Linked DNA regions of Mus musculus: regions 2 and 3 are each linked to region 1. The links are chromatin loops, found by intact Hi-C in ENCODE. Cell type or tissue: gastrocnemius. All regions are shown on one strand. Each heading gives the region's core, and the rest is flanking DNA. Links, peaks and the distances in the headings are about the cores only. Region 1 overlaps Arl15 (ADP-ribosylation factor-like 15). Region 2 has its middle 23 kb from the start of Cspg4b. Region 3 has its middle 30 kb from the start of Hspb3.

Region 1 (10,956 bases), core at 1,993-9,992:
AGCTATTGCCAGTCCTTGTGAGGGTCCCACTCTTAATTTCACTTGGAATGTTTAAGGGACTCTGAGCTTGAACTCTGATGTCGCAGCCTCAGACTGCAAAACGCAGAAAGGGCCAGGCAGCACTTCTAGCTGTTGCGACTTCAGAAAAACACAATATTATTATTGGAATTTGGGGGTCCTTTTATCGTTACCAGAGGGCACAAGGGAGGTTTGTTTCCCTTTTCAGGGGTTCTTGGTCTCATTCATCAATAAAAGATTTTAAGGATGGGCGGCTCAAACAGAAGCCCAAGGGCAATTTTATTAGGGTTTAAAAGAAACAAGCCAGAATAGGCTAGCTGTAAACTTCAGCTGCTGCCAAGGGAGGTGAGTGTAAGGGAGAGGAGAAGCCATGCTGTTTAAGCTAGCGTAAGGGTCAGAACATGGTGGGCAAGCAGCCATGTGGCAGGCAGGCAGGGAGACCTGAGAGAAAGCACAAGGAATGGAGAAGCATGATCCAGAGAAGCAGTCTGGACTCACTCCAGGCTGCATGGCTGCTGACCTGTAAGCCTGTGCACTGCGCATTCTTGGGAGGAGAAGTCTAGAACTCACAATAGGAAAAGGATTCCACCCATCTCTGAGTGTGGGTTAAGGTGAGCGTCTCTTCCTTGGGCTGGTGGTCTCTGAGCCACAGGGCTCCACTTCCCCAGTGGTCTGCTGCGACTCCACCCAAGCCAAGGAGTCTCTTCTGTTGCCTGGGATCTTTTTTTTTCTCTAACAAGGCACTGGCACTGAACGGACCTGCTTATCCTCCGCTGAGGTTCTAAGATGGTGTGGGCCTTGCCTGGCTTTGGGAACGGAACATACAGTTAGTGACAAGAATTCGTCTAAAGATCAAATGATGACGCCTTAACCTTCAGAATGCATGAGCCAGCCGTGCTGCGTATTATAAAAGAGACTGAGATAACCAGAACAGTCAAGAGTTGAACTAGTGCTAGGTAGAGTAACGGATAAGATAGGGAAGGAAGAAACTAAAGTGATCAGGGCAGTGTGAGTGTGTGTGTGTGTGAGTGTGTGTGTCTGTGTGTGTGTGTGTGTGTGTGAGTGTGTGTGTGTGTGTGTGTGAGTGTGTGTGTGTGTGTGAGTGTGTGTGTGTGTGTGTGTGTGTGTGTATGTGTGTGTATGTGTGCATGTGTGCGCGTGCACCTGTGGGTGGGTGGGCGTGGTGAGAGTGCTCCAGGGTTCCCAGGCCCCTTGGGAAGGCCTTGTTGATCTGAGAAGGGGGAGTGACCAGAGTTGGAGTATTTATCCTGTCTGTTTGACCTTGCTTGGATTGGTCATCATCTTAGTTTCTGTGTTGTTGGGGGAGGGTCTTAGAAATAGACCATACCGAGGTCTATTTCTTTGCTTCTGTCAAGACCTTTGTGGTGCAGACAGCAGGACTAGTTATAAAAGAAGTCCAGACTGACAGCCCCTCACCAGTCCTTTCTTTTGGTGATAACAGACCCCGTCTCTCCCCAGGACAAGGACGGTCTTCTTGAGACCTCTCAGAACACTGAAAAGGAGACGCGTCAACAAAAAGCTTTCTGAGTTTCAGGCTGTGCTTGCTTCCCATTTGATTGTCAAAAGGCCAGATCCAGGGCCTTACCCAGACCAGGCAAGCTCCGTACCGTGTACTGACTCTTGTTCCCGGCCGGGCTTGCGTTTTCTAACCTTAGAGGTCTGCCTTACAGCCGGTCTACACACGCATGCCTCTATTATACAGGAATCCGACTTAACACAAAATTACATAATTGCTTATTTTGAGAAGCCCTGTCCGTCCTCCAGTGCGTTTGAGTCATGACAGAAAGTTGAATTGTGTTCTTGTGCTCCATTTAAAAAAGCAGCAAATTCTATAATAATACCATTATCCTGACGCTTACTGGGAGATGGTTATTTGAGGAGCGCATAAAAAAGTCATTTGATCTTAGGGGAAAATACATGTCAGCTTAATTACCTATATTCTACAGGTGAGGAAATAAAAGACCAAAAAAAGCTAAATATAGTAGTGCTACGTAGAGGGAATCTTCTTACATTAAATTTATTTTCTATGGTGGTGAATAATGATAATGTTATTTTATCATTGGGATATGTTAAAAACACAACTTTGGGGTAGGCTGTCTTAATTAGAGTTGCCTGGTACTGTATTCTGAGGCTTATTTTTAATAGAAGAATAAAGAATCAGTTTCAATTTGTTACCATTAGACAGAGCTGTGCTTCCTCAGTGAGTTCTGAGGCTAGCAGGCTTGTTCCTCTGTCTGGGCTCAGTGACACAGCGCCTTTGAGAAGATTCAGATCGTAAGAAACCCTTCCTTGCTAAGAACCCGCTTTCATTTGTTTGCTTGGTCCAGGTCAGTCTTAGTTGTCTTAAGGGCACAGCCTGCGGTCGTCTGAGAGAAGAGGCTTCGGTTGGGTCATTGCCTAAACCACACTGGCCTGTGACAGAATTTGTGCGGGACCACCTTGGTTGTGAATTAGTCCATAAAGGGGCCCTTAAACACTGGACAGCAGCATCCTTAGTCAGATGGCCCTGGGTTATGTTACAAAGGTAAGTAAGCATCCTGGACATCACCACCCTTATTAGGTGGCCCTGGGTTCTGTTGGAAGGTTAACTAAGCTTGAGCCTGCGTTCGAGCCAGCAGGCAGCCTTCCTCTGTGCCTTCTGCTTCGAGCTCCCGCATCAGGGTAGCCTTGACTTCCCTCCGCGATGGATTGTGACCTGGAAGTGCCTATGTCAAACTCACCCTCTCCTTCTGTTGTTATTATTGATCAGGATCTTAACCAGAGCCACGGAAAGGAAGCGACCATGGTCTGCAAGTATTTTCCAGTAGCCTGTTGTAGGCATTAAGGCTGTGATAGCAGACTAGACACTTACTAGTGCTGTAATTGTGGCAGGTGGCACACCTATACCAAACACTTGCAATGCAGTGTGTGTTGGGGGCTCTAGAACAGGATGAGAGTAAAGCGTTGAGTGAGTGTGGATAAAGGATGCCCAGTGGACCTCAGTGTGGACTTTTTGGTGCCTTCTAATTTTGGAAGTGTTCCTCTCTGTGTGTATGTGTTCTCTGTATATTGCCAGTATAAAATAAATTTAAGGTAAGTCTAAAATGTGAGCATCTGGTGGTACCTATTGAGATCATTTAGTGGCTTCGGAATGGCAAAGCACCAAGGGCTGGGGGTGTTGCGTCAGTTAGCGACAGGCTTGGAAGGCGCACTCAGAGGTGTGTGTGGTCTTTCAGGAACCCAGCCTTGTCTCTTGTTGCTTCTCCTTTTGCAGTGCTTGCTAGAACCTTCTTGTCCCGAGCAGCCTCTCGAGCTCGAGATGCCCATGTTTCAGACTCCAGGAAGGAAGAAGGACAACAATAGTCTGCCGGTCTTGTTTAAGGAAACTATCTCAAATGCCCATCCATTTCTGTTCTCAGACTTCAGAACATAAACAAATGGTCACATTTAACTGCATGCAGATAAGGCCGAGTTTTCCCCACTGGGCTGTGTATTCAGAGCGCCTCCCCCCCCTCGTCTAGAAGAAGAACCTCTTGCTGCCCAAAATACCTTGTCAGTAACTGTGGGAAGAAGGCTGATGGCACAATTTTATTTGCTTAGCTATGCTAACATTTGTGTGGAAAAGAGATTTTTTTTTATTAGTTACATACAAACCTGTGACTATCGAGGTGATATTTGAACTGGGTCAATGCTGCGGATGAAGTTCAGATCCAGTGTGATGTCTCTAAGAATACCTGTTCCGCCCACGAAATACCCTTGATTTTCTGCTTTGTCCCAGAGACCTGATTTCCTTGAGAGTGATTTGGAAAGCACTTTAACACGTACTCAAGGATTTTCTTGTTCTTTGAAGTGGCGCTTAGTCTGTGAGGTTGGCTTAATGTCAGGGTGAAGTTCTTGAGTAAGAACTGCTAACGAATATGAATTTGTAACAACTCTGAGATGCCAGTGACCTCTAGTGCCCGTTGCAGCCCTCACTGGGGAAAGTGACTGCACACCAGTCAGCCTTAGGTTTTCTATTCCCCGTTTGTTTCAGAAGTCAGGGGCTTTGGGGATACCACCTGGCAGTGTCCTCCTTCCTTCTTTGACCCCCCACCCCACCCTGTTGTCTTTTGTTGTTGTGTATTGTAAAACCAGTCCTGGGGTGAAGTGTTTTTCAGCTCAGAGTTTGAAGCTGAGCGTGTTGGCCTCTGGAAAGCAAAGGGTCACTAGCCCCGGGGCTGAGGTTAGCTCTAGCCAACCAAATATCAGGGTGCTTCCTCTTGCCTTCCCACGTTGTTAAACTCAGGGATAAAGTGATGACCGTGATAGCAAGGATTAGCAGAGTAATGATTTGGGAAGAGTAGTCAGGACTCTCCTTTGAATCCTGGTCCTCACCCAGAAGAATGTACCAATTTCAAGGATGGAGAGATGGCTCAGCTTTTAAGAGCTCTTGATTTTTCCTGCAGAGGACCTAGTACAGCTCCTAAAACCCACAGGACAGCACACAAAGGGTCCATAACTCCAGTTCCAGGGAATCTGATGCCCTCTTGTGGCCTCCCCTGGAACTGCATGAACATGATGCACACACATATATACATGCATGCAACACGCCATACATAAAAATAAACTACATAAATCTTTTTTAAATGAAAATCCTACTTTATAAACTACCACTACTTTAAATATATGCTAACACTCTTGTGACTTCATTTTATTTCATTGCATTTAAAATGTAGATCCAATTAGAATTTGTTTTAAGAGTCAGCTTAATTTGTGGGACTATATTTGCCCTCTTATTTGTGGGGCTGTCTTCTTATTTTATAATTCATTTTCATGTTTTTAGAAATACATATGGGCATGATAAAATCCCAGATAGACATTCTGTCTTCATAGATAGAGAAGTTGGGAAGTAATAAATACCAAGAGAAGGCCAGAATATCTCTTAAAGAAGTCTGTTGAACCAGATGTTTCCCATATCATGTGAGTTCAAAACTTCAGTGCCACTCAAACTGGGCCACACGCCATGCATTACTCATTCTGACCTTTAGTGTTAAGTTTGTCCTGCCTGTTAACAAAGGGTTCACCAGTTCTGTTTTCTTGAGGCAATTTGGCCGACTGATAGGAGGTGGCAGAGTCATACGAGACCTAGGTGATAATGGTAGGCTTAAGATGGGTTACGAGATGAGAGCGTTTCAATTGCACAAAGAGAAGGTGTCGTAGTGGGTGCCGGCCAGCTTTGTGATCAGGAGGAGACACCGACACATCATGAAGTAGGATTTCATAGTAAGTGTGACCCCCAGAGAATTGTCTTAGCTCTGTCTGGCAGTTTAAGCTGACTTGGAGATCTTTTGTGCTCAGAAAGAAATCGTTTTTGAAGTATAACTTATTATTGTTTTGGTAGCTGGTGCTCAAGTTCCAGGTGGGAGGGTGTGCCCCCTGGTGGCTGCTGTGCGTCAGTACCACTGACTATTTAGTTCTTCACGTCTAGTTGAGCAGACTGAAGCTAGATCTTGAAGCCCTGCGTTCATTAAGCTGCTGTGCTGGGAGCTGATGTACAAAGATTCCAAGTTCAAGGCCAGAAGATATCGCTATGATGGTAGTTCAACCCTTCATAGATTCCAGAATTTAAGGGTTAGCAAACGAATACTCTTTCATCCAGGCAGACAGTAGAAAGTGGACTGTAATCTCTGTCCTGCCAATGGTTAATTGTGATGGAGAAGGTTTCTATGCCACCCAGGTCTGTGGGAGTTAGACATTGAATTTCTTTGATAAAGATGTCTTCCGATTTTAAAAACAGATAGACCATTTCTACTTGTGACTCAATCTTTTGATATCCTTGTGAATTAAGTTGAATTATTTTCATTTAGGAGAAATAATTATGTTCATAATACTTTTAATTTTTTTTCCTATTTAATTATTTTTAATTAAAATTGCATATAACTTTCAAATGGTAAAAAAAAAATCTGCCACTCCTTTTTCTGTTAATATATAATTTCTCCTCTCAAACAATAAATGTATGCTTCCATAAATCTTGGTCTGTTTGTGTTCTAAAAACATAACTGAACCCATTACTCAATAGCGTCTAACTATTTTTCAGTCTATTTTAAGTGCTTTCCCATGTTATTATGTTTTAAAGTGTTATGTATAAAGCCGAATTTTTTTTATCCTATGTCGTTTAGAGAAACTTGTATAGAATTAAATTCTTTTGACATTAGCCTACAAAGTCAACCAAAGGGGTACCTGAGGCATTGACGCTAACCTTCCAAGGTCTTTGCGGATCTCGTGAAGAGCATTGTCTTTTCATAGGTGTGGATTGAGAGCAATTTTAATACGTGGGAGTTGGGTTAATAATCACCTGAATTGTGTCTATTAGTATTAATTGGTGTTTCTAAGCACTTAGAGCATATTTGCTCAGTTAAGAAAACATAATTTAGTGGATTATTTGGGATAGCTGTTGTGTCCTGGTTCCGGATATTCTTGGTTAACCTGACTTGCTACTCTTGGTAGTCAACTTGACTACATCTGGAATTAACTAAAACCCAGCGGGATGGGAACAACTGCTCATTTTTTTCCTTTCTCCCTTTTTGCTTTTTTCAAGATAGGGTTTCTTTGTGTAGCCCTGGCTGTCCCGGAACTCAGAGATTCGCCTGCCTCTGCCTCCCAAATGCTGGGACTAAAGGTGTGTGCTGCCACCACCCAGCTAAGAGCTTCTTTTTTTTTTTTTTTTTTTTTAAAGTGGGAAGACCCACTTTTAATCTGGATCTTTTGAGTTGGGGAGCTCTCCCTTTAGTCTGCATTCTACCTTCTGGTGGCAGCCCATAGAACAGACATGGATGAAGGAAGCTCTTGTTCTCTGCCTGCTTGCCCTCACTCTCACTAGCCAGTCCATCCTTTCACTGGCATGAGAGCAGAGCCCACTTCTTTGGGATTCTGGTATATACTGAAGACCAGCTGAGGAAGCCAGCATTGTGGACTGAACAAGTTCTACATTCTTAGGACTTGTATTGGTAGACAGCCATTGTTGGATCACAGCCTGGAATGAGTTCCTGTGTGTTTGTGTGTGTGTGTGTGTGTCTGTGTATGTATGTATATATATTCCTATGAATTCCATTTCTCTAGAGAACCCAGAACCCTGACTAATATAATAGTCAGCTTGTAAGAATTTAAGAAGGCAGGGCTTGTTTTGAGACCCAATGTTCCTTTTGGCATTTAATTATTAGTAACTGTGAGTAAGACTCTCACATTTTCTTAGTTCTTTAGTCATACTACCAAATAAAAGTCACTTCTGCCCCTGTATTCAGGTTATATTTGCGCTTTCCTTTGTAAGGTGCTAACTGCTAGCAATCAAAGATACTTCTTGTGTTCTCTGAGTTTGTTAAGGTCCACTAGAGGGCACCCCTCACTTCTTTGGGGTGTGGGGGATATAAAACAAGTTTAAGTGTATAATTTTATTTTGCTTTTTGGGAGCTAGCCCTGTTAACTCTCAGAGTAAATCCATCTCATTTCTTAAACTGGGACCTGAGGAGGCTGTCGTTGATGGCTTTTAGATCTGTAGCCTTGATGGTGAATGTTGTGATGTGGGGTGGAGATGGCTATGGAAACCTGGTGGCTAAGACCAGCTGACTTTCACAGTTTTAAGGAGCCCTTTGTACCAGAAACTATTGTATACCTATTTTGTGTGTGTGTGCGTAATGGTGATAAAACAGACAGACCTTGGTTACCTGAAGGGAGCCAGAGAAGTATGTGACTCCAAATAATTCGCAGGGAGAATGCAGTGGGGGAGGTAGGAGTCTTTTGAGGGTCTTTTCTGTCTGTGGGGAGGGAGGGTGAACTAGAGAAGGCATAGCACTAAGGAGAGAGACTACATTTTCACACAGCTACTTGGTGGAGCCTTTCTTGGACTTCTTGTTTGTTTGTTGTTTGTTTGTTTGTTTGTTTGTTTTTCAAGACAGGGTCTCACTGTGTTTCCATTTGCTGGCCTAGAACTCTTGGGTATCTGTGCATCTCTGCCTCCAAAGTGCCAGGATGGAAGGCATGTGCTACCATGCCCTGGCTGGCCAATTCCTTTGTAAACTGAATCTGTCTGTCTTGATTCGAAGCTCACTCTTTGTGGACCTTGCTCAGGTAAATGCCTGCCCTGGAGCTTCCAAGCCACTCTTTGCCACCATAACAATGATTGTACAAAAGCACCAGGAAGGCCTAAGGCGTGGTGGGGCTCAGTTCCCGAGAGTTTGGTCTGTGTTGGCCTTGGATGGGATCTGACTGTGTTCCAGGAGGTGGCAGGGACATATAGCCTTAGCCAAATCCTCTGAGCCCTCGTTGCATATAAGAAGCACCCCAGTTCTTTGTTTTTGTTTTTTTGTTTTTGTTTTTTTGGTTTTTTTGAGACAGGGTTTCTCTGTGTAGCCCTGGCTGTCCTGGAACTCACTTTGTAGACCAGGCTGGCCTCGAACTCAGAAATCCGCCTGCCTCTGCTTCCCATGTGCTGGGATCAAAGGCGTGCACCACCACGCCTGGCAGCAGCCCAGTTCTTGTTAGTAGCACAGCTTAGGCCCACCCTAAAGGGCACAGTTAGACAAAGAGGATAGAACAACAAATCAGATTAGTGAGATGTAAACAAATCCCCTTGGCTGCAGTAGATAAATAAGAAAGGCCTGGGAAAGTATACTTACCAATGTGTGAGTTTTTCTTTTAGAAATTGTACTTTGTTACACCAACTCTTCCTAGTTCTCCAATCAAGTAAATTCTGTTTTCTGGTTGTCTAAGATTCTGCTGTGCGGGCCATCAGGATTTCCTGGCTTATCGCCTTACCCCGGGGTAGCCACCAGGGGGCGGGTGCAGTCAGCCAAATACTGTGCAATTCCCCTCAGAGGATGTGTGCTGGAACTGGTAGTGAAGAAAATACAAGTTATCAGGGGAGGAAAAACAAAACCTTGCACTCTTAGTATGACTTCAGCTTATTAGCCACCCCCACAGGCTTTTGCTATACGCTGAGTCTGGTTTTTCTAGGCAGGCCACACTTGAGCGACTGAGTTCCAGAGTCTGTCACCTCATGGCTCACGTCTCCAGACACTTGGAGAAGGCTTAGTGGAGGAATGAGTGCTGACATCTGAGGTATGACCACTGACAGCCGAGGTGGCAGAAGTGGCCTTTATGCTATAAGACTGTCAAAGATGTCCCTCCAGACGGGAGAGGGTGTGACCCCTCACAGACCCTTCCACGTGCTTTTCCCAAGTGGAAACAAATTCACCTGAGGGATGGCGAGTCACAGGCTTCCGATTCATTTCGGATTCCCAGACATCCGCTGGGCAGCACCTCTCCTCTGGCCAGCCGCCTTTCCCCCAGGCTCCACAACCTCCCGAGTCTCCTTTGATCATCTCTGGGCTCTGACTGTCTCCATTTTGCTTGTCCAGCTCGTGAGTTCATTTTTAACTTGCTTGCTACATTGAACTCTCGTCACTAAAATGGATGTGGTTTCTGCCTTTCTGACAAGTTTTTCAGGTTATCGTTTTAACTCAGCCTCGTTGTCTTCTCTTCTGGGAACATTATCTGTTTCTTAATGCCTCTCTTAGTGGGCCTTTGACTTTCCTTCAGTCCTTTTGTTGGAACCATAGCTTGAGTTTTCAGGAGACAACAGAAAGCCTATCTTGGTTAGGGCACTAATCAGGTGGTAAAGTTCCTGGACATGGCCAGGGACTCCCACTTAATTTCTAATAATAATAATAATAATAATAATAATAATAATAATAATTCAAATCTAGGTTTGGAAAATGTGTGTTTTTACGGAAAGCAGGCTAACTACCCAGGCTTGCCCTGTTGGGAGCATGCAGAGGAGAGAGAAGCCAGGATGTTTCCACGGGTCACAGAGAAAAAAAAGTGGATTCCAAAGGGAAACAGGAAGAGATACAAACGTGGAAAAATTAAAACGAAACAGATGGTTGCTGGAAGCTTCTAAGAGGAAGTGTTTGTGGTGTATTTTCTTGTTTATCGGCATACTACAGAGTTCACACCCGGAAAGTGTACAGGAAGTGTTGAGGCTGCGTGGCTTTAGGATGTGCGCAGCCGTCACGGGGTCACGTGCTTTGTCCTGTCGGGTGCCCTAACGCGGCTGCCCCACTGCATCTTTGGCTGTTCGGGAGAGATGAGCTGTGTTGCTTGACCTGCCTGAGACATTCCTACTTACAAGACTAGTTTGTAGAACTTAGTGATTCTGTTACGGTTTTTAGTTCACCTCTAACCTGAGATGTAGCAATGCCCGTCTTAGAACCTTTCAGATAGATGGTTCTTTCGCAGTGACTACCAGCCAGTCTTCCAGCCTGGAAGACTTTCCTTCGTCATTTAGTGAAGGAGCCTCACAGTAGTGCCAGCCTCTCAGAGGGCCAGAGGATGAAGAGAAGACAGTGCAGAGCCTCCTCGAGGCAGGGAGGGTAGTTGGCTTAGCCATGCTCCCTTGCTTCTCGTGGGAGACACCCTGTCACTCGCACAGGCGTGGAGGGACCCTCTTGCCGACAGTCTCTTTCTTTCCCTGATGGACTGGAGAGAGGATGAGCCCGGACCGCTCAGCCTCCACACCCACAGAACCAATGTTCTTTCTGTCGTTTGGAAAGTTGAACATCCCTAATCCCCCAGCCTGGAATCAGCGAAAGAGGAGACATTTAAATCCCATTTAATTGCCTGCCCGTGCCTTTCCCACTGGCTCCTGGGCCCTGAAGAAAAACGGCCACGCCAGGATTCTGAGCAGAGTTACTGTGATTCCTTCCAGGCCTGGCTAACTAACTGATCACATGCAGTACGCGTTCGTACCTAAGGACTAATTAATGCCTGATGACGTCTGTTGCTCCAACCTTGCTCTTTTTGTTTCATTATTTTTTCTTTCCTCCAAAAAGATGGATATATTAAAAAAAAAAATCTCAAGAAGTAGGATGTATCTGCTGATTAAAAGTTTAAATGACAAAAGCT
Region 2 (10,956 bases), core at 1,038-9,037, 600 kb before region 1:
TCCTCCTTAAGTCTTCAACACTAATTAAGTTTCTTGACCAGTAGAAATCATCTTCTTTTAAAAACAAGAACATGAGCCAGCCCCAGTGGTACATACCTGTAATCTTGCTCTTAGGAAGTTGAGGCAGGAAGATGGTGAATTAGGCTATACAGTAAGGCCTTCAGTGAACAAAAACAAACAAACAAATAGAAGGGATTTTTTCCCCCTTTCTTCTCTCGGTTCTTTTTAGATAAGTCTGTAAATTTGAAAGCATTCATCATGTTTTGATATTTTCCTGGGCTGGTAAATAAATAAAAAAAAATAACGAAGATAGAACATTTTCTGTCTGTAGGGGCCTTAAAATTGAATGCAAGATGCTGAATTAAATAGAGCAATACACCATGAAAAAAAAAGGTTATGGAGTGATCTTTGACGGGGCGGGGGGGGGGGATTGTAGTCAAGGAGACCACAGAGCTCCCATGAGTAATGGAAGCCCAGGTAGACTGAGGTAGGTTGAAGCCAAGAGAAGGAAATTCCATTTGGGTCAACGATGCTTCTTCTGTTTTCTCTAGCTCTCAGGTATACTCTCCATTGGCAGTTTCACTTGAAGTTCACCAGTCATAAAGTTTTATCTCCGTCAAATACTCCAGCAAATTAAAAGAGCTGTGTCTGAGCATCCCTCTGCAGAGCCCTCAAAAATATTTGGGGATTTCAAGTCTCCCTAGACTCTTTGGCTATTTCTGGCCAGATGTTGAAACTTTGTTGGACAAACAATGCTTGTTCAAGAGGCTAAGGTCACAATCAGGTTGTTTTGTTTTGTTTTGTTTTGTTTTGCTTTGTTTTGTTTTTAGAAGAGCTTAAACAGCCAAATAAGCAGAAGGCGTAGCCCTACAGAACCCAAAGGGCTTAGGTAAGTGAGAAGATGCCTGTAAGTGAGAAGATGCCTGTTATGCAATTTGCTCTTGTTGTCTCTTCTGTCCAAATATACAGAGCCTCTTTTGTAACACAACAGCCTTCTATTTCATTTGACTGGATAAAGCCAGCTTTGTACAAGGAAATTGAGAGCTTGTCAACTGAATTTTGCCTAACCCCACTAGAACACAGACTAAACCGCCATTTCTGTTTCTTTTCTTAGAAGTGAGCTCTAAATTCGGTTTTATTTCATAGCATGCACTGGGCATGGGACTCGGTCAAAGATGACACTTTAAGGTACCAGATTTTCATCAAACAAATGGCGCCCCCAAGTGGCACAGCTTGTTTCAAGATCCAGCATCGTTCGGCGGTTCCTTGGGAAACCAGTCTTTTCCTTTTTAGAATGATTATTTCTGATTGTGTGTACGTGGATGTGTTTGTGTATGGGTGCCAGCCGGAAGCCAGAGGCACCGGATGCCCCTGGATCAAGAGTTAACCGATGTTTGTGGTCCACTTGACGTGGATGCTGGGAACCCGGCTCAGCAACCCTGCAAGAACAGTTAGTGCTCTTAACTGCTGAGCAGTACTTCCAGCCTTTAAAGTCCTGATTCCTAGAAACTGGAGAAATTATTTTGAAACAAGCACATCATCGGTTAGGTCTCTCACCACCATCACCTCCGCCGCCGCTGCCGCCGCCACCACCACCACCACCACCACCACCACCACCACCACCACCACCACCGCCACCACCACCGCCGCCATCATTACCAGCATTTTGTTTGCTGGCTAAGCATCCTCCCTATTATCAAGCGACATCTCCAGCCCCAATGGTATATTATTCTTTAAGATGGCTCTGTGAATTCTTCAACTTTAGCTTTTAGTTTCTGGAGAGCTTGAGATGTTTCTTCCTCCTCGCTGCCATGAGAAAGTAGCTTAGATTCAAACGCTGATGTTAGTAGAGGCATCTAAACTTTTGATATGATATCATCTACAGATGTGTTGGGACATATTCACAGCTATTGCGGGATGCAGGCAGCCCAAAGGCTGAAGCATGGACAAACCTGATTGGATGGTTTCTCATGTGAAGGGCTAGGCTAATCTAGAATAAACATTCCCAGTTGAATTAACACGTAGGCAAAGAGAGGACGCTAGAGAAAATGGGTAATAATTTGAATCAGCATGTGCAGGCCTTGGTCTTTCTGCAACACGTGTGGTCTTAGGAAGGAACAATGGCTTTTGCGTATGTGGGTGGTAAACGATGCTGAATGCCTTGATTTAGACTGCAGTGCCAATGATGGAGTTACTGGTGGAATGAAGAGGCACGTGAGCTGTTCTTTCTCAAGGCTGACTTTGAACATCAACTCTCTGAGGCAGCGCAAGTTGATGGAAAACCATCCAGCAGACCTCCGTTCTCCAGTGGACTGGGAATGAAGTCAGTGGTAAGATGGAGCAGCTACGGGGTGTGGCTACTCTCATTGCTACTCTAAGGAGAACAAGGAAGTTGCCGCTGTGCTGGCTAGACCTGTACAGGTAGCCACGCTGATATAGCAGACAGCATGGAGGGCCTATGCTTCATGCTTTAGTAAATGTCTAAATGTGTGTTTGAGGGTCGGGGGTGGGGGTGGGGAGAGAAGGACAGCACCCGGAAAGGGTAAGACATACTTAATAACTCTTGCAAAGACAATACTCAGCTGCACTATTCACGTTGTCCACTAGAGGGCGGGCCTACTCAGTATTCCCCATCTGGAATCCCAGAAGTAGATAGAGTTCACTGTCTATACAGAGTATCAGGGTTCCTGCAGGAAAAAATATCCTAATATCTCCGACCAGATATCATTCTTGTGACATGAAATCTCTATCTTGCACAGTGCAGAGTATTTATCAATATTTTTGACCACGAAAAGCCAGCAGACATGACAGTAAATAATCTCCAATTGCTAATTATATTCTGGGGAGGAAAAATTACCCTTAACCGACAATCATTTGCATATTGTATTTCAGACTTGTGTATTAGTTATTCGCTGTTATAAGGCTCAAACATCTCTTTTCTCAAGACTCTTGTTTAGCCAAGAGCCAATGAGCAAAGCTGTAAAAAGACACAAGTCTCCACAATTTCCCAGATACAGGGGGTCTGATTAGGGCTGTCATATATGATATGGGGTTACATCCTGTTGGCACTCACTATGTGCTCTCTGTGTCTTTCAGAGTCTTCCTCCAAGAGTTCAGACCACAGGAAGCAAGGTGTTTTGTAAATTGACTTTACACTAGGGGTTGTGGTCATTTGGAATTTGACATCAACCACTGTGTTGATGGATGTGTGCATTTAAAATGAGGAACTGGCCTGGAAGAGAATATTGTGTAAGAAAGTGAGTCTGTAGTGTAAGAACTGCAGGGCCCGCAGAATCTGAAGACAGAGCTACTAATAGTATTTATCCCAGAGAGCCACTAAGTGAATTAAACACTGTACACGTGTCTGGAGAAACGTGCATACTTTTGAAAGTCTCCCACCCACAACACACACACACACACACACACACACACACACACACACACACACACACACTGTTTCTCAGTGTAGCTCTGGTTGCCCTGGAGCTTGTTCTATGGGGCCAGCCTCTCCTGGAACACAGAGATCCACTGATGGCAGATGGAATTAGAGGTGTGTGCCACCAGGGTCTGGCCCAGCATTGAAATGTCTTTTGTTGTGAGGGAGTTTGGCAGTTTGGAGACAAAGTTGCAAGGTCGACTTCCAATTAGTCTCCATTGAAAGGAAGATGGGTGCTAACCATGAGTGAACAATATCATGGTTTGTTTCTATTTTAGCAACAGTCAGTGCCATGTTGTCTGTGTGTCAAATTGATTAAAGATGTTTATATAACAGAGATTACGGTAGTATGTGTTACCACAGAAACAGAAGGAAAAAGTGAAAGCAGCTAGGTGTGTACCTCGAGTCCCCCCACTGCGGATCAAAATAAGCTCAACAAAAGCATCAGCTCACGGACCTTAAATACACACCATAAAGTATACCCACACCACAACCCGTAGACACTTCATGACTACCATGTATAACATTATTTCAGTATTCATTCTAGTAGTGATGCATACCTCATTAATTCATGGACATATAACTGACTACGTTGGATTCTAAATGGCAATCTAAATCTCCATGGATAATTCCTTGTCTCTAATCTTTAATCATTATTAACAACACTTCAATCTATTCAAGGCAATCTACTTAAAAAAAAAAAAAAAACGTAGGTTACAGCAGTCAGAAAAAAATAAAACTAAAAGCCACCCAGAAACAGTCAGAAACCCATGATCAGCACTGCCTGTCCTTATGTTTAACACTGTGCTGGCTTTATTCAAAACACAGTTGCACAAGGGTATCAGCTCCAGGGTCTTTAAGGACTTCACACACTATATACACATATCTTGCGCGTGCCCTGACTCGCCAGCAAGAACGACGCTGCAACAGGATCCTTCTGTACACGTTTATTGGGAGAGCTTGATTGCAGAGGCGAAGAGACCCTAAGCCCAGAACTGGTGCTGCTTATATAGGCCTAGGAGAGGCGTGTCTCACACCTGGATTGGTTATGCATGGGTTGTGCTTACCACCTCATTTGCATGCCTACATCTGATTGGTTAACTTGTCTCTCATCTGATTGGTTAACTTGTTTCTCATCTGATTGGTTAATTTTGGTTAATTCTCAAAACCTCATCTTGGCAAAAAAACTTTACTGCCTATGTATGTGTGGTGGCCAGCGGTAGCCAGCACCACCCTGCAATGGCACATGTGGCTTCCCACACACACATAGTACGAAGAGTGCTTAAACAGGACCTGGAACTTCTACAGAATAGAAAACCCACCCTTGCTTATTTGCATAAAATGCCGCCCACAAAGTTAAATATGTCTTAGTGGTTATCTGGAGGCTTTATAGTAAAATCCTCACTAGTGTAAATCCTGCATCAGACACAGAGACAAGATAGAGGACTGACCCAGGGCAGGATTTTTTAAAATTTAGTTTTAAAACTTGCATTAATGGGCGGGGGTGCACGCCATAGCATGCAGGGGATGGCGAGGACTACTTGTGGGGTCAGCACTCTCCTCCCACAGTGTGGGCCCTGCAGATCAAGTCTGGATCATTGGGCTTTGCAAAAAGTGCTTTTAACCACCAAGTAGTCTCACCATCCCAGAGGTGAGATGTTTGTTTGTTTGTTTTTAGAGCAGACAAAGTAAGTCCAAATCTCCCAGGCCAGTGTTCCACGTCGCACACTTGGCAGGTCTCTGTGCTTCTCATAGCATAGAGAAAGTAGAGGCTTCTGAGCTCCGGGCCCTGTACCTGGAGTAGTGAACAGACTCTGGTTAAGTGCACCTCTGCTTTTTTCTTAGCAAATCCCTCCCTGCGTTTGGATGTTGTCCAACTCTCTCCTCCCTCTTCCTTTCCCCCTCTCTCCCCCTCTCTCCTCCTCCCTCACTTTTTTCCCAGACAAGTCCGAATTCTAGAACTCCCTTCCCTAATCTTAAGATCTTTTTACCCTACAAGAGATACTTGTCAAATCCCAACTCTTTGGCGCGGTCCTTACACCTGGTCTTTCTTCCTCTTAGCAAGCCGTCTGTCCATTCTGGGCATGACAATGACATTTCAGTCTCTGGACGAGGTAAGGATGCTTCTCCCATCTAGGGTGGTTCTATCCTTCAAATGGCATTATCAGCCTTCCTCTATCTCTTGTTCCACCTTTCACGAAACCTTTCAGCATCTCTGAGCACTCATAATAGACCTCTTCATGTAACTGTATCCAATACATCTCATTCTCTCTCCATCAGGACTACCTCGGGGTTAGGAACGCAGCTGCGCTCTACTTCCTGCAGGTGGCACCAGAGACACGTGGATCACAAGCAGGCGGGAGAGGGTTGTGGAAAAGCCAGCAGGCCTCAGAAATGTCTGAGGGAGCACAAACTCTGGTAGCTGGGGCTGGGGCTGGGGCTGGGGCTGGGGCTGGGGCTGGGGCTGGGGCTGGGGCTGGGGCTGGGGCTGGGGCTGGAGTAGGGCAGGCAGGGGTCCGGCAGGGCATGACTGAGAGGTGTTCTCCCTGGGACTCTCCTCTCACCCAATTGCAGGGAGAAAGTAGGACTTAGTCATATATGTGGGTTGAAGAAGGGGAAAGCAAAACAGGGATAAATGGGTCTTTGGAAAGCTCAGCTCAACAATTTCCTCTCTTCTCTGCATTTCTGAGAGATCCCCAAATGTCTCGTGTGGCTTCTTACGTTTCTTTATCCAGAAGGCAGCTTTGTGTTAGCATGCATATTCAGCAGAATTGCTGCTTTCCCTAACGAGGCCTGGGGCCTGTTGGTATTGTGTCTGAACCCCGGGCTCTTCAGCAGGGGAGGGTGCTGGAGACAATGTCTAGTTGTCCTATCACCGAGAAGTTCACGTATTGAATGCCATAAGCTACACAGGAGTGTTGTGACTCAGCGCCGGGCTTCTGTGTGGGACCTCCATGCAAATCTCACGAGTGGGTCTGTGGGAAACAGCCCACCATTCAGACCAGCTATGTGGATTTTCACCACATATGGTATACAGGTCCACATTCCAGCCAGTGGCCTGGAAGATACTCAATTCCGAGACAATATAGACGGAAGATAGGGTGTCTGACCCTTAGAATTTATCAAAATGGGACGATTAGGACAATCCCCATCTTGGCTATGAAGAGAGTCATCTTTGTGTGCTCTGGGCTACTGCAAGGGCTCTGTAAAAGTTTAGGTACAATGAATGGCCCAGTGATTCAAGTCATTGTGGAATGTCAGACCTGGGAGGGACTCTGAGGACTACCTCCTTTTATGAACTAAGGCCTTGGGAATGCCAGAGGTGGTTTGACCTCTATAATGCCATAAAGCCATATGATAGCAACATTTTCTGCATTCCTTCAGTGGGGAGCTATTTCCTGGTGGCGGCACAAGAAGAAGCGATAATCAGGTGAGATATGAAGGCTTCTGCAGCCAAATTCCTCAAGTGTATAACATACCATGAGCTTTCAGTGTTCAGTCTCTCTGTCTCTGTCTCTCTGTCTCTGTCTCTCTGTCTCTGTGTCTCTGACTCTCTCTGTCTCTCTCTCTGTCTGTCTCTCTCTCTGTCTGTCTGTCTGTCTGTCTGTCTGTCTCTCTCCATATGATTTCTGACCTCCTTCTCCTCCTTTGTCCCTACATGCTGCTTTTTCTGAGGAAACTTAAAGCCCGTGACCGTGTCCCCTGGGTAAGTTGAAACCGAAACTGAAGTTCTTAGTGCTGGTAAATGACACATCACCGATATGAACTCTGGATTCTAAACATGGTGAAAGAAGAGACTAGTGATTCTTAACGAAAGGACTGTCGTGTAGGAGGTGAAACACAGTGACGGACGGACACTTGCTACCCTTGCAGAAGACCTGAGCTTGGTTCCCAACACCCATGTTGGATAGATCATAACTACCTGTAGCTCCAGATCTGATAGCCTCATCTGACCTTTGTGGCTACTTGCACACACACACACACACACACACACACACACACACACACACACACTAAAATAAATCTTAAAACAAATCAAAACAAAAAGACTGTCCTATAGCCAAAAGTGGCTGAAATAATAATTTGATGTATTTTCATTTTCGCTTCATGAGCAGCCAACCAAGCGGGTCGTCGTCTTTGCATCTGTGAATCTCTCTCCTGATCGAGGTTTACACCTCTTAGTTTATAAAAGCTGAGGGGGTTCTGTCTATGTTCTTTCTCCTTGAATCCCTTGGAGAGCCAAGGAACAAAGCCAGAGCAGAAGCAGAGGGACCAAAACAGATTTCTCTTCAAATCAAAAGAGATTACCATGAAGTAGGGATAATGTCTAAGAATGACAGGACAGAAAACATCATGACCATTACCACCACCACCACCATCATCATCACCACCACCACCACCATCACCATCATCATAAAAGGTGTTGTGAAACATAATTAAAGCTGACCCCGAGGAAGGTGACAGGGACCTTACTGCTAGACTAAAATGGGCCTAGCCAAGGGTGAAAGACCCGCCTATGGGCTGAGCTCAGGTTCACAAATGCTTCAGCCTCAATCAGAGAGAATCCACTCCTGTCTGTGTGGTGCGGTAATATTTTTAAATATGTAAATTTCTAGATCTTTCCACACTTGGGTACTCCATTCTCTTCTTGGTAGTTTTAATGTCTTTGAAAAGTATAACTTTTTACTTTTTAATATATGTGTGTTCATGTGCTTCTGTGTGTGTGTGTGTGTGTGTGTGTGTGTGTGTGTTCATGTATATGTGTATGGGCAGGTGAGAGCACACACGTGAAAATGTACATGGAAGCCAAGGGGCAAACCTGAGTGTCATCTTTATAAATGACATCCACTATCAGATTTAGGATTGGTAAAAATCCTTTCCCAATCTGTTGGTGGCCTTTTTGTCTTTTTTTTTTTTTTTTCCATTTTTTATTAGGTATTTAGCTCATTTACATTTCCAATGCTATACCAAAAGTCCCCCTTACCCACCCACCCCCACTCCCCTACCCACCCACTCCCCCCCTTTGGCCCTGGCGTTCCCCTGTACCGGGGCACACAAAGTCTGCGTGTCCAATGGGCCTCTCTTTCCAGTGATGGCCGACTAGGCCATCTTTTGATACATATGCAGCTAGAGTCAAGAGCTCAGGGGTACTGGTTAGTTCATAATGTTGTTCCACCTATAGGGTTGAAGATCCCTTTAGCTCCTTGGGTACTTTCCCTAGCTCCTCCATTGGGAGCCCTGTGATCCATCCATTAGCTGACTGTGAGCATCCACTTCTGTGTTTGCTAGGCTGTTGGGAGCCGCGCCCACATTCGCCGTTACAAGATGGCGCTGACAGCTGTGTTCTAAGTGGTAAACAAATAATCTGCGCATGTGCCGAGGGTGGTTCTTCACTCCATGTGCTCTGCCTTCCTCGTGACGTCAACTCGGCCGATGGGCTGCAGCCAATCAGGGAGTGACACGTCCTAGGCGAAGGAAAATTCTCCTTAATAGGGACGGGGTTTCGTTCTCTCTCTCTCTTGCTTCTTGCTCTCTTGCTTCTTGCACTCTGGCTCCTGAAGATGTAAGCAATAAAGCTTTGCCGCAGAAGATTCTGGTCTGTTGCGTCTTTCCTGGCCGGTCGTGAGAACGCGTCTAATAACAATTGGTGCCGAATTCCGGGACGAGAAAAAACTCGGGACTGGTGCAAGGAAGATCCCTCATTCCAGAACCAGAACTGCGGGTCGCGGTTATGAAGTGTTCCCACAACACAGACTGTTAAGAAGGATTCAACTGTATGAATTCAGAACTTTTCAGCTGGGGAACGAGAGTACCAGTGAGTATAGCTTTACGAGGTAAGCCTGGCCTTGAACTTTCTAAGGAAATTCAAGACAGTCTATCAGAAGTAAAGTGGAATATGTTTGGCCTTGAATTTTTTCTGGTGTTAGGAGCCCTTTTGTTCCTTTTCACATGTTATCAAGTGGTTAAGGCAGGGCGGATTCTAGATGAAATTCAGGACAAGCTATCAGAAGTAAAGTGGGGAGAGAGAGTAGGAACAAAGAGGAAATATGGTACACAAAATAAGTATACAGGCCTTTCCAAGGGTCTTGAACCCGAGGAAAAGTTAAGGTTAGGTAGGAATACCTGGAGAGAGATTAGAAGAAAAAGAGGAAAAAGGGAAAAGAAGAAAGATCAATTAGCGGAGGTCTCTAGGAAAAGGAGCCTGTGCTCATCGCTGGATGGGCTCGGGGAGCCAGCTCTTAGTAGCTCTGAAGCAGATGAAGAATTCTCCTCTGAAGAAACAGACTGGGAGGAAGAAGCAGCTCATTATGAGAAAAAAGGGTACCAGCCAGGTAAAGTGCTAGCTAATCAGTTAAGGAAGCCAAAAGCGGCTGGCGAAGGCCAGTTTGCTGATTGGCCTCAGGGCAGTCGGCTTCAAGGTCCGCCCTATGCGGAGCCCCCACCCTGCGTAGTGCGTCAGCAATGCGCAGAGAGGCAATGCGCAGAGAGATGCGCAGAGAGGCAGTGCGCAGAGAGGCAGTGCGCAGACTCATTCATTCCCAGAGAGGAACAAAGGAAAATACAACAGGCATTTCCAGTCTTTGAAGGAGCCGAGGGTGGGCGTGTCCACGCTCCGGTAGAATACTTACAAATTAAAGAACTCGCCGAGTCGGTCCGTAAATACGGAACCAATGCTAATTTTACCTTGGTGCAGTTAGACAGGCTCGCCGGCATGGCACTAACTCCTGCTGACTGGCAAACGGTTGTAAAAGCCGCTCTCCCTAGTATGGGCAAATATATGGAATGGAGAGCGCTTTGGCACGAAGCTGCACAAGCGCAGGCCCGAGCAAACGCAGCTGCTTTGACTCCAGAGCAGAGAGATTGGACTTTTGACTTGTTAACGGGTCAGGGAGCTTATTCTGCTGATCAAACAAACTACCATTGGGGAGCTTATGCCCAGATTTCTTCCACGGCTATTAGGGCCTGGAAGGCGCTCTCCCGAGCAGGTGAAACCACTGGTCAGTTAACAAAGATAATCCAGGGACCTCAGGAATCCTTCTCAGATTTTGTGGCCAGAATGACAGAGGCAGCAGAGCGTATTTTTGGAGAGTCAGAGCAAGCTGCGCCTCTGATAGAACAGCTAATCTATGAGCAAGCCACAAAGGAGTGCCGAGCGGCCATAGCCCCAAGAAAGAACAAAGGCTTACAAGACTGGCTCAGGGTCTGTCGAGAGCTTGGGGGACCTCTCACCAATGCAGGCTTAGCGGCCGCCATCCTCCAATCTCAGAACCGCTCCATGAGCAGAAATGATCAGAGGACATGTTTTAATTGCGGAAAGCCTGGGCATTTTAAGAAAGATTGCAGAGCTCCAGATAAACAGGGAGGGACTCTCACTCTTTGCTCTAAGTGTGGCAAGGGTTATCATAGAGCTGACCAGTGTCGCTCTGTGAGGGATATAAAGGGCAGAGTCCTTCCCCCACCTGATAGTCAATCAGCTTATGTGCCAAAAAACGGGTCATCGGGCCCTCGGTCCCAGGGCC
Region 3 (10,956 bases), core at 1,027-9,026, 170 kb before region 1:
AGGTATGGAGAATCCTGGGGTCACGCTAGCACATAGCCACAGGCTAAGTCGGAGAAACCCAGTCCCCGCTGCTGGATCCAACGTGAAGAAGACGCTTCCAGCCACTGGAGGACCTATTTTAAATGTATTTTAAATGTTTCCCAGATAGAGAGCCTCTGTTTTCTTTGTGGCATTCCAGGGATCCCTGGGTGGGGCAAGGGCCTTCCCTTTGCTTCCCTGATTGTATCAACAGCATTGTAGGTGTTGTGACTTCCAACTGAATCCAGCCAATGTGTGGCCCTAAAAGGAGATCAGGGAAAGGGGGAGATAGGGGCTGAGGTAACTGATTTTCCTGCATTCCTCCATACAAGGCCATTCCAGACCAAGCAAAGATTATTTCTCTTAAAGAAGCTGGAAGGATTCCTGGTTACCTTCTGTCCCCTTGTCTAGTCACCCTTGAAAATCATCTCTTACTGCCAGGCCTGGCAATCCCACCAACAATGGAGGAGTGTTCCTCTTCCTCCACATCCTCGACAACATCTGCTGTCACCTGAGTGTTTGATCTTAGCCATTCTGACTGGTGTGAGGTGGAATCTCAGGTCACTTTGATTTGCATTTCCCTGATGACTAAGGATGTTGAACAATTCTTTAGGCGTTTCTCAGCCATTCGAGACTCCCCAGTTAAGAATTCTTTGTTTAGCTCTGTAGCCCATTTCTTAATTGCTCTTTCTATCTCTGAAGAATTTAGTTGGAATTTTAATGGGGATTGCATTAAATCTGTAGATTGCTTTTGGTAAGATGGCCATTTTTACTATGTTAATTCTACCAATCCGTGAGCATGGGAGATCTTTCCATCTTCTGAGGTCTTCTTTGATTTCTTTCTTCAGAGACTTGAAGTTCTTGTCATAACGATCTTTCACTTGCTTGGTTAGAGTTACACCAAGATATTTTATATTTTTTTGTGACTATTATGCAGGGTGTTGTTTCTTTAATTCCTTTGTCTTTTGTATAGAGAAAGGTTACTGGTTTGTTTAGAGTTAATTTTATATCCAGCCACTTAGCTGAAGTTGTTTATCAGGTGTAGGAGTTCTCTGGTAGAATTTTTGGGGTAACCTATGTATACTATCATACCATCCACAAATAGTGATACCTTGACCTCTTCCTTTCTGATCTGTATCCCTTTGACCTCCTTTTGTTGTCTAATTGCTCTGGCTAGAACTTCAAGTACTATATTGAATAAATAGGGAGAGAGTGGGCAGCCTTATCTCGTCCCTGATTTTAGTAGGATTTCTTCAAGTTTCTCTCCTTTTAATTTGATGTTGGCTATTGGTTTGCTGTATATTGCTTTTATTATGTTTTAGGTATGGACCTTGAATTCCTGATCTTTCCAAGACTTTTAACATGAAGGGGTCTTGTATTTTGTGGAAGGCTTTGTCAGCATCTGAGATGACCACGTCATTTTTTTTCCCTTTGAGTTTGTTTATATAATGTATTACGTTGATAAATATCTGTATATTGAACCATCCCTGCATCCCTGGGATGAAGCCTACTTGATTGTATCTCAGCAGTTAAGAGCACTGACTGCTCTTCCAAAGGTTCTGAGTTCAATTCCCAGCAACCACATGGTGTCTCACAACCATCTGTCTGTCATGGGACTTTGATGACTTCTTCTGGTATGAAGACAGCTACAGTGTACTCACGTACACAAAATAAATCTTGAGAGAGAGAGAAAGAGAGAGAGAGAGAGAGAAAGAGAGATAGAGAAAGAAAGAAGAGAAAAGAAAAGAAAAGAAAAGAAAAGAAAAGAAAAGAAAAGAAAAGAAAAGAAAAGAAAAGAAAACCATGATCAAGATTGTGACACATGGTCACTGGACAAAATGTCCCAAAATGGCATTATTAAGTAAATAAGGCAAAAATAGCTTCCTAGGAAGATGTGGATAAATTAGCCTTGTGGCAGATAAAGTCTCCCCCAAGTAAGTAGGGAAGAGCTATGAACCAACAAACAGGAACACTAACAAAACCTGTTCCCAGAGACTGGGAGGCACATGAGCAAGCACAGAAAATGATTGGGAAGAAAGGCATGATGGGAAAGATATCTCCATAAAGCACTCATTTCAATCTTTTCTAGTAAAATCAAAAGGCTACTCTAGAATGCAGGTCAAAGACAGAGACAAAATGGACAGGGAAGCCCCCTTAGTGATCTGCTCAGGCAGCACCAGGCTTCGTCGGTTTTCATTGGATGAGCCTTATCAAAACCTGCACATGCCCCAAGCTCTAGCTTCCAGGCAGTGAGCTTCTGTGAGCACAGAACGTTGAAAATGAATCGTCCGGTCACTTGTTATCTTGTAACTGCCAGGAGCAAAAGTTGTCTTTGAAAAAGCTTCATTGTTGGTTCTTAACAAGAGCGCTGACCCTCTCGTCAGAAGTAGACCACCTTGCCATCTTTTAATTAGATCTTTTATCACATCTTCTTATCTCCATCACACTTCTGTTGGATGCCTGTGAGGGAAGGATGTCTTCCTAGAGTCTAAAAATAACAGGGCAGTAATAACTGCAGCAAACACTTAGTATGTTCTAGGAAACTAGGAGATGCTGTATCTTTCTCCAGTCTTCACAATGGCCCTGTAAATACTCTGTTTGAGCCCATTTTCCAGCTTTGAAAGCTGAGGATCATAGAGTTTAGGCTGCTGCTTGTAGGGGGAGAAATGGAATATGAAGCATGGAGCCCTAGAGTGCAAGCTTTGAAGCACAGAGCTACACTGTAGAGGTGGCTGTTTACCCTCACACCCCACCCACTCCCTCTAAGACCAGGGGACTGTGCTCCAAAGCCTTACAATGGAGGGAAATGCCAGTCACCGTGCACGTGTATCCCATGGAAACTTTTGGAAATAAAATTAGGGCAAAGTTATGTTTAAAGTGAATGAACAAACCCAGTTTGTATACGCTAAGAGCCGGTGTCGAGTCTCTCAGATGAGCCTTCGTTGTTTCAAACCAGCCTTCACCATAACAAAACTGGTTTCGTCCACACATTTGAAACTAACATTCCCCCATTAAAGATTTCCATGAAACATAGTTCTTGCTATTATCATGATGCTTCCAGAGATGGTCCTCAACCTCCCATAAACTGAGTAATGGTGAGGCAGTCGAATAGCCATATACCAGGAAAAGAGATAGCCTTCCCAGTGCAGACACCATTCATGGTCATTTCATTGGGTCTTGTCTTAAACAAAGTGTATTGATTGCCTCGTTTGGTGCTCAGCGTGGACCCCTGAGTTAGGAGCTCCACTCCGGTGGAGATCGTACAAGGAAACAAGAAACCATGTAATGCTAGGAGGTGGAAATGAGAGTGCTCTAAGGTACAGGAGACAAAAGCCGAACTAACGCTTCTTTTTTTTTCTGTTGCTTTTTGACTCAACAACGACAACAACAAAATGATATTTTAAAAGAGAAAGAAATATATTTTTTCTATAAATTTAAATTCAATAAAACTCACACCTTTATTATGAGTAAGCACGTCCTAGCAACGACACTGATTTTTCAGAAGCAAGGACAAACTTAGAAGCATCTTGTGAGGGAAGAGGACAAGATGCTTGCTGCCAAGTGTCCTGTTTTACATTTCACAAATCCAACCTGACTTCTCCCTCCCCCTCCTTAATCCCCTAACCTGCATTTTCCCTCTCAGAATCCTCTAACCCCCATCCTGTCTGTATCACTCTCCCTGCCTGGGGGAGGTCAGAAAGAACTGGGGAAATGTCAAAGTCTCCACATCTTTCCATCTTTCCATGTCATACACAGTAATCAACATACAACAAGTCACGTCTAAGGAACAAGAGGTCGCATTGATAGCACTTTAACCAGAAATCTTAATCAGATTGCTAACTTGCAGCAAGAACAGACGATGTCTGGTGATGTGAGCAAAGCCATAGTGTGTGCCCAGCCACTCACATAGGAGCAATGAGGCAGTCTTCGCTTTGCTCCTCTGGAAGCTGAGAAGGAGCCTCGGGTAGACTTTAGCAATAATGAGTTACTATCCGGAGGCTCAGCCTGTCAGCACAACAGAAGCGCTTCCTGGCACCAGATTGCATCGTGCTACCTGCAGGAAGCAACCTCTTCCTGCTCTTGAGGTCCCTATATTGAACAGTGTTTGGCGACAGTAGTTACTTGCGGAACAAACTGTCCTGTCCATGAGAGGAGAGCCAGAAGGACAGTGTGAGGAGGAGCACCACGGATCTACAGCTGAGACTTGGTCATTGCTGACTTCCGGAATGCCTGAGTGCTCCTTCGGCACCTATGCAGCCAAGAAAAGGATTTTGGTATCTGCAAGATGAACACAAGGCCAGTACTTTAAGACAAAAGGTTTGTAAGGACAATGGTGATAGGTTTTCAAAGCCAGCACATGTTATATCTTCACACACACACACCCATCCCAAAATTATATATATATATATTACATAGCACAATCTTGAGGCTTGGCACATATGCTACACCAAAAATGTTCTGAGCATATAATAAGGTTGTGCCAGTACTATATGATGACCAGCAGCAAGAGGGCTCAGGGAGAGGACTCAGCCAGTGATGTCAGTGACATGCTGGCTACAAACATGAGAGCTGGAGTTCAGATCTCTAAAACCCATGTAAAAGTTGGGGATAGTGGCATATCTGTAGTTGTGGTACCAGGGGAGTGACATAGAGTCAGGCTTGTCTAATCAATTAGCGAGCTCCTGATTCCATGTGAAACTATACCTCAAAAAATACAAAGGGGAGGGGTGACAGAGGAAGACAACTGTTGTCAACCACACACACATGCACACATACACACACATGCACACATATATACACATATACACACACTCACACATACACATATACACACACTCATACATACACATATACACATATATACACACATAAACACACACTCACACATACATACATATATACACACATATACACACACTCACACATACATACATATATACACACATATACACACACATACATACACATATATACACACATACATACACATATATGCATATATATACACACACATACACATACTCACATACACACATATACACACATACACACATATATACATACACACATACACACATATATACATACACACATATACACATACTCACATACACATATACACATATACATATGTACACACATACATCTACTGAAGCAAGTCTTGGGTGAGCCCTAAATAGCTACATATTATAATTCTTTACATTAATAGGTTAAGTATGTACCCCCCAGTTAATAACCACTGTCCGAGAAGGTATTAAGGTCAGAGGAGATTAAGACCAAGCTTTAAAGAAAAGAAACAATGAGGGAGAATCTGGGTATAGGTTGACTACCTATACCACAATTCTGATTAATATAGGAAGTACCACAATTCTGATTAATATAGGATCAGAACCAATTCATATTATTTCAGTGTTTCCCCGCGCACTGAAGAATCTCCAAGGAATTCTCATGAAGTATGGCATTTCTGGAGTATTATATTGATAACATTTTTCTTGTACAGATTTAACCTACCATTTCAGTAGAATGTATCTACACAATGCGACACATTTAAAAGGAAAGAACACACTCTTTGTCTTGCAGAAGGCGAATGAACATAAAACTGAAGCTCCAAGCACTGTGGATATTCCTTAATTATGAAAACGGAGTTGAACTCATGTTTGTTTTTATGTTCTAAAATAAATACAAATTAGCTGTCATCCCGGGTGCCACTTTAGCGCTCTGCTGAGCTACCACTAGAGGGCACTATAAACAGACCACAGCACAAAGAAATCCCCTAGACCTTGACTTCCTAGTACTGGCCTTGTCTACGGTTGCCTTACTGAGTTTTAAACAGTTAATGACAGGAGTAAGAAGATATTCAACTTTGAAAGCCAGTTGACTTCTTCCCCCATATCTAGTTTCCCCAACATCTTCATGAATATGACCTCTGGAATTTTCGCCATGATGTGCAAAGAAACATTAGGCGGCTCTTCCTGAGAGAGAGAGTTCAGAACCAGATAGTTCCCCTCGGGTTTTGTTTACTCTGAGACTTTTCAAATGTTTTATGATGCATCAACAAATTATAGAACGATGCACATCTATGTGCTTACCCTGAGATTTAACTAGGAGATACATATATTTATTCTAATCTTTTAAGAAAGACATTACGGAGGCTGAGAAAATGGTTCAGTGGGTTAGCGTTTCTATTCTATAAGCATGAAGACTTGAATTTGAATCCCCAACACCCTTATTAAAAAAAACAAACCAACTGGCAGGGCTATACATACAACCACAACATTGGGGGAGGAGGGAGCAGAACGGCAGATCCCAGAAGCTTTCTGCCTAGCAGCCTCGCTGGAACACCAGGCTTCGAGTTTAGCGTGAGACCTTGCTTTAAATGAACCGGGTAAAGTGTGACAGGGAGACAGATAATGGCCTTTGGCCTCTGAGCAGGAATGCGATCGATAGATAGATAGATAGATAGATAGATAGATAGATAGATAGATAGATAGATAGAATCATAGAGAGGGTTTAAGTCTTTTGAAACTATGTAACCTAGGTCCACTGTTTCTCTGAGTGGACCACTACTGAGAATTGATAGGTGTCCTCATCCTTACATGGAACAGGCCTCCATTCTTATTACAGTCATCTTTATCTGTGGAATTAGCATCATGGATTCAAGTAATAATAGATAAAAAATTGCTGGGCAGTGATGGCGCACGCCTTTGATCCCAGCACTGGGGAGGCAGAGGCAGGTGGATTTCTGAGTTTGAGGCCAGCCTGGTCTACAGAGTGAGTTCCAGGACAGCCAGAGAAACCCTGACTCAGAAAAAAAAAAGAAAGAAAGAAAAAAGAAAAAAAAAAAAAAGAAACCTAGAGATAGTCTAAAATACATGGGAGGAAATGTGTGGGTTATATGCAAATTGTATATGTAGATTAAATGCAAGTCTATTTTATAAGAAGAGACTTGAGCATCCACAAGGGGTAACTGCCAAAGGTCCTAGATCCAATTCCCCATGGGTACTGAGAGATAAACAGTACCCATTGTTACAGTCTGATAGGTACCGTTTCTTTCATTCTGTTTGAATTGTTTTTGTCCTCCGGCTGGATTGGAAATCACATTTTCTTTCTATTCTTTTAGAACTTTATTTTCAGGTCAATAAAAAAAATGATATGTGTGTGTGTATATACATATACTGTATTTAAATCCCTCAGAGTACTTTAGTATGACCCCCATGTTCTCTTTGCTTGTACGTAGATTCCATTGCCCCCACCTCTGTTCCCTTTAACATCATTATTACCCAGCACTCAAATAATTTCATTCCAAATTTTTGAGTGTTGGTAGTGGAAGGAGCATTTCTCTTGATCAGCTCCACCCCCCAACCCCCCCACGAAGTTGCTGGAAATTAATAAATAACCTAATGATCTTTCTTCCGATCTATCTGAGTATCATTATCCCTTTCATTTTTGGGAGACATGTTTAGTGGTTTGTAATTTCATTATGTCTTTCTGGGTACTGTTAACACTGGGTATATTCTGCCTTCACTGCCTTGGAAACAACAATACACCTGTGGTGGCTTGAATAAGAATGGCCCATACAGACTCATTTATTTCAACACTTGGTCCCTATGTGGTGGAAAGGGTTGGGAAGGATTTGGAGGTGTGGCTTTGTTGGAGGAGGTGTGTCACAAGGGGGTGGGCTTTGACGTTTCAAAAGCCAATTCCAGACTCAGATTCATATTCTCTCCTCCCCCGCCCCCACCTCCAACTTTTGTAAGATGTAAAGCTCCCAGCTACTGCTTCAGTGCCATGTCTGCCTGCCTGCTGCCAGGTCCCTACCAAGCTGGTCATGGACTCACTCTCTGAAACTGTCCACAAGCCCCAATTAAATACTTTCCTTTAAAGGTTGCCTTGGTCATAGTGTCTTACCACAGCCAAGAAGTGTAACCAAGACAATGTTCCAATCATACGTCTGATTTCTCATTCTTTCCAACCTTGCATCCTCTACTATAGAACAAATTTCTTCTCCATCTGTCCGTCAAATCCTCTGTGTTTATTTCTTTGTTGTGATTTTTATTACACCTGTGGGCAACTTTTTCTCTTCTTTCCTTCTAACCAAATACTGTTCTTCATAGTCTATTAAAGAATTAACTGTAAGAGCCTCATGCCAGCTATTCCATATCCATCACTATCTCTTGAAGTCTGTCACACAATTTAACATTGGTCATGTGCTCTGTTAAGCCTTGTCTTATTTAAGGATTACTTTTCCTATATCGGAAAGCAGGATGTGGCATCTATTGGCTCTCTCATTTAACTGACAGACATAATAAGTTTTGAATTTTAGTTCATGTACAAAACACTTCAGCAGCTATTTACAAAGCCCCTGTGATGTTTATAGAAATTTCTCTGGGCTGGCTTTGCGAGTGGCTTCCAGGTTTCTCTTCTACGTCTTCTTATCATGTTTGCAGTCATTCACATATCCAGTGACGATGAATGTGCAGGTCTCTGTGTGCCATACATTGTGAAAAAATGCAAAGATTCGGGGTTAAGGGGTACAAAAGCTACCCAACCCACTCACACTCACACCTCAGGTGTGGTAAAATTTAGACCCAGCTGTCTGAATATGTATATTACTTACTGGCCCTGTGGCTATGTGATCTCCAAGCTTTAGTTTGGTATTTACATAATGGCAAGTGGAGCAGCACTCATTGATAAGTTTCACTGGAGAAGAGCAAAAACAGAGATGTGTGGATCTCCAGTTACCCGACTTGAGACAGCATATGGCAGTCTGTTGACCTGCATATCATACTTCCAAAGGGAGACACATACTTGCCACACAATTGGTAAATTGTAAATTTCAAGGATGGAAAAGTCCTGGCTCCATCTTGGCATGATCAGCACCTGGAATTCGATGACAGTAAGATGGACGGGATGGCTTTGCTTTTGCCTACAACACTACCCAGCATAGCACTGGGGGCCGAGGATAGCAGTGCCTGCTGATCTGTTTGCAAGATCAGGAAGCTGAAAATAAAAGCCGTGGTAGAGCTCAGCTCAGCTTTTATGCCTGGGAAAGCCCAAGGTTTTATGAAAGGACTCAGGCTATCTGGGCTTGAATCTCAGTTCAGCCATCTGCGAGTAGGCAATAAGGCAAGCCTGGCTTTGGGTTTTTTTGTTTTGTTTTGTTTTTTTTCCATGAAACTTGGCAGTCAGCCAGCTCTTCTTTTCTGGGAGGTCAGCAATCATTTTTAAACCAATTAACGCTCTCTTAACTTTCATCATCTGTGACACAGGGATGAAAATAGTTTGGGTGGCATGAGTTTTAATTGTTTGTATAGAATATGCATGACAGAGAGGCTGAACGAGGCCCATATGGACTGCTTGCTTCCTGGCTTGCTTGTTTTCTGTACTGTTACCCAGCTCAAGCCTGAAGCTACAGAATAGTCTCTCCCTGGGTTGGCTGGCTGGGTCTTCCTACATAGATTAACAACCAAGACAATTCCCCACAGACCTACCCACCATCCAATTGGATCTAGAAAATCCTCCATGAAGACTGTCCTCCCAGGTGATTCCAGGCTGTGTCAACTTGGCAGTTAAAGCTAACCAGTGTACTTTATCTGCTGTTGCTCTACACATTGCCTCTCCTATAAAAGAACCATTTGAAAACCTGAGTTCCCAAAGATGGTCTTTTTCAGGGGGGAGTAGCTGAAGACAACACCATCTTTGCAGAGAGCTAGCCAGCATTTGAATAAATCTAAGATCTTCCCCATTAACCCCCATTTCTCATGTTTTCATTTTCCATGTATTGACTCTTGAGTGATGAGGAGTTGGATTTAGGTCTAGTAACAAAACCGAAGCCAAATCACAGCATACCTTATGAGCCGTGGTGAGGCACATAGAATAAGACAAAAAGGAATTTATAGCATATAGATATTGAGGTTTGGTCTGTTGCTATGTATTGTAATGCTAAATTCTATACCAGAAGGTCTAGGCCTATGAGTGACTTCTCATATTTAAAAGATTTTGTTGTGCAAACCTTGTTCCTTGACTTAAAAGTTAAATAAAATTGGATATAGCCAATTACTGGAGGGATTAGGGTTTGGAGTGACCTAGTTGGAGGAGAGACCAGGGGAAAAGGAGGAAGAACAAGAAGAGAGAGGAAGCCACTATGAGGGGAGACAGACCAGAACCATGAGCACGTGGTCAGGAGAAACAGCAAGTATCTGGGGTATACCACTGGGGAAGTAGCAAGGTGGGGAGTTAGAAGAATACATTAGGGGTTACATCCCAGTAATTGTCAAAGCCAAATAAAATAACCAAAGTCTGACTCTCATTTACTTGTAAGCTAGTCAGGGATAAGCTTAAATTGGTTATGCTACATTTTGGCACCCAATGTGGGGCAGGAACCCACGACCTTGAGGTTAAAAGTCCTATGCTGTACTGATTGAGCTAGCCGGGCTTTTCACCACACCAAGCAGCCCACCTCAACAGGATTGCGAAAGACCAAAGGGTGGGTCTAGGTTCAGTGACGACTATCACCCTGCACCACCCGAGTGTATTGTTTAGAGACATAGGAAGTAATAAAGATTACACAGGTATATATTTATCTTAATAACATGAGGGTTAAAGGCTCGAAAGACAATAATTCTCAAGAGGTTCATCAATAAGAGACCAAAATATGGGTGGATAGACTTGGCAACAGATGCTTTTAATAAGGATGGCAACCTGATGATCCACAATCTTCCTAACTACCCCTCTTTTTTGTGTCAGAGAGAAAGGAAAAGTATAAAATGGGGGGGGGGTTGTTAACGACAGGAAGGGTGAACAGTGGACCTTAAACCAAAGCACCCCCTCTACCGACTTCCTGTTTTCCATTATCATCTCTCTCCTCTTTTGAAAGCGACTTCCTTTCTGTTACTCGCTTGGAACTTGTTTTTTTCTTTTTTTTTTTTTTCACTTTTA

The links. Peaks named below come from ENCODE experiments on the same cell type or tissue, not always from the same donor. Only the 100,000 strongest peaks of a DNase experiment are listed, where the experiment ranks them.
Region 2: a loop joins it to region 1, with 5 times the contacts of the local background. A loop is called at or near these places in 14 of 42 quality-filtered maps.
Region 3: it touches region 1 in a loop (17-fold over the local background); 37 of 42 quality-filtered maps call a loop at or near these places.

The regions. Positions count from the first base shown.
Region 1 is chr13:113,860,561-113,871,516 of GRCm38, forward strand. All of the region lies in intron 1 of Arl15 (ADP-ribosylation factor-like 15), which reads left to right. Among named protein-coding and RNA genes, the nearest start is that of Arl15, 72 kb to the left of the region's middle. In gastrocnemius, for the core only: CTCF peaks have their summits at 4,553 (motif pointing left), 5,432 (motif pointing left), 7,378 (motif pointing right), 8,810 (motif pointing right) and 1 weaker place; DNase peaks (open chromatin) are centred at 4,545, 5,436 and 8,822; H3K4me3 peaks cover 1,047 bases; H3K27ac peaks cover 1,728 bases.
Region 2 is chr13:113,264,217-113,275,172 of GRCm38, forward strand. No RefSeq gene overlaps it. Among named protein-coding and RNA genes, the nearest start is that of Cspg4b, 23 kb to the right of the region's middle. In gastrocnemius, for the core only: CTCF peaks have their summits at 1,222 (motif pointing left) and 5,736 (motif pointing right); DNase peaks (open chromatin) are centred at 1,225, 2,598 and 5,765.
Region 3 is chr13:113,687,812-113,698,767 of GRCm38, forward strand. No RefSeq gene overlaps it. Among named protein-coding and RNA genes, the nearest start is that of Hspb3, 30 kb to the left of the region's middle. In gastrocnemius, for the core only: no CTCF peak of the experiment used is centred there; a DNase peak (open chromatin) is centred at 5,745.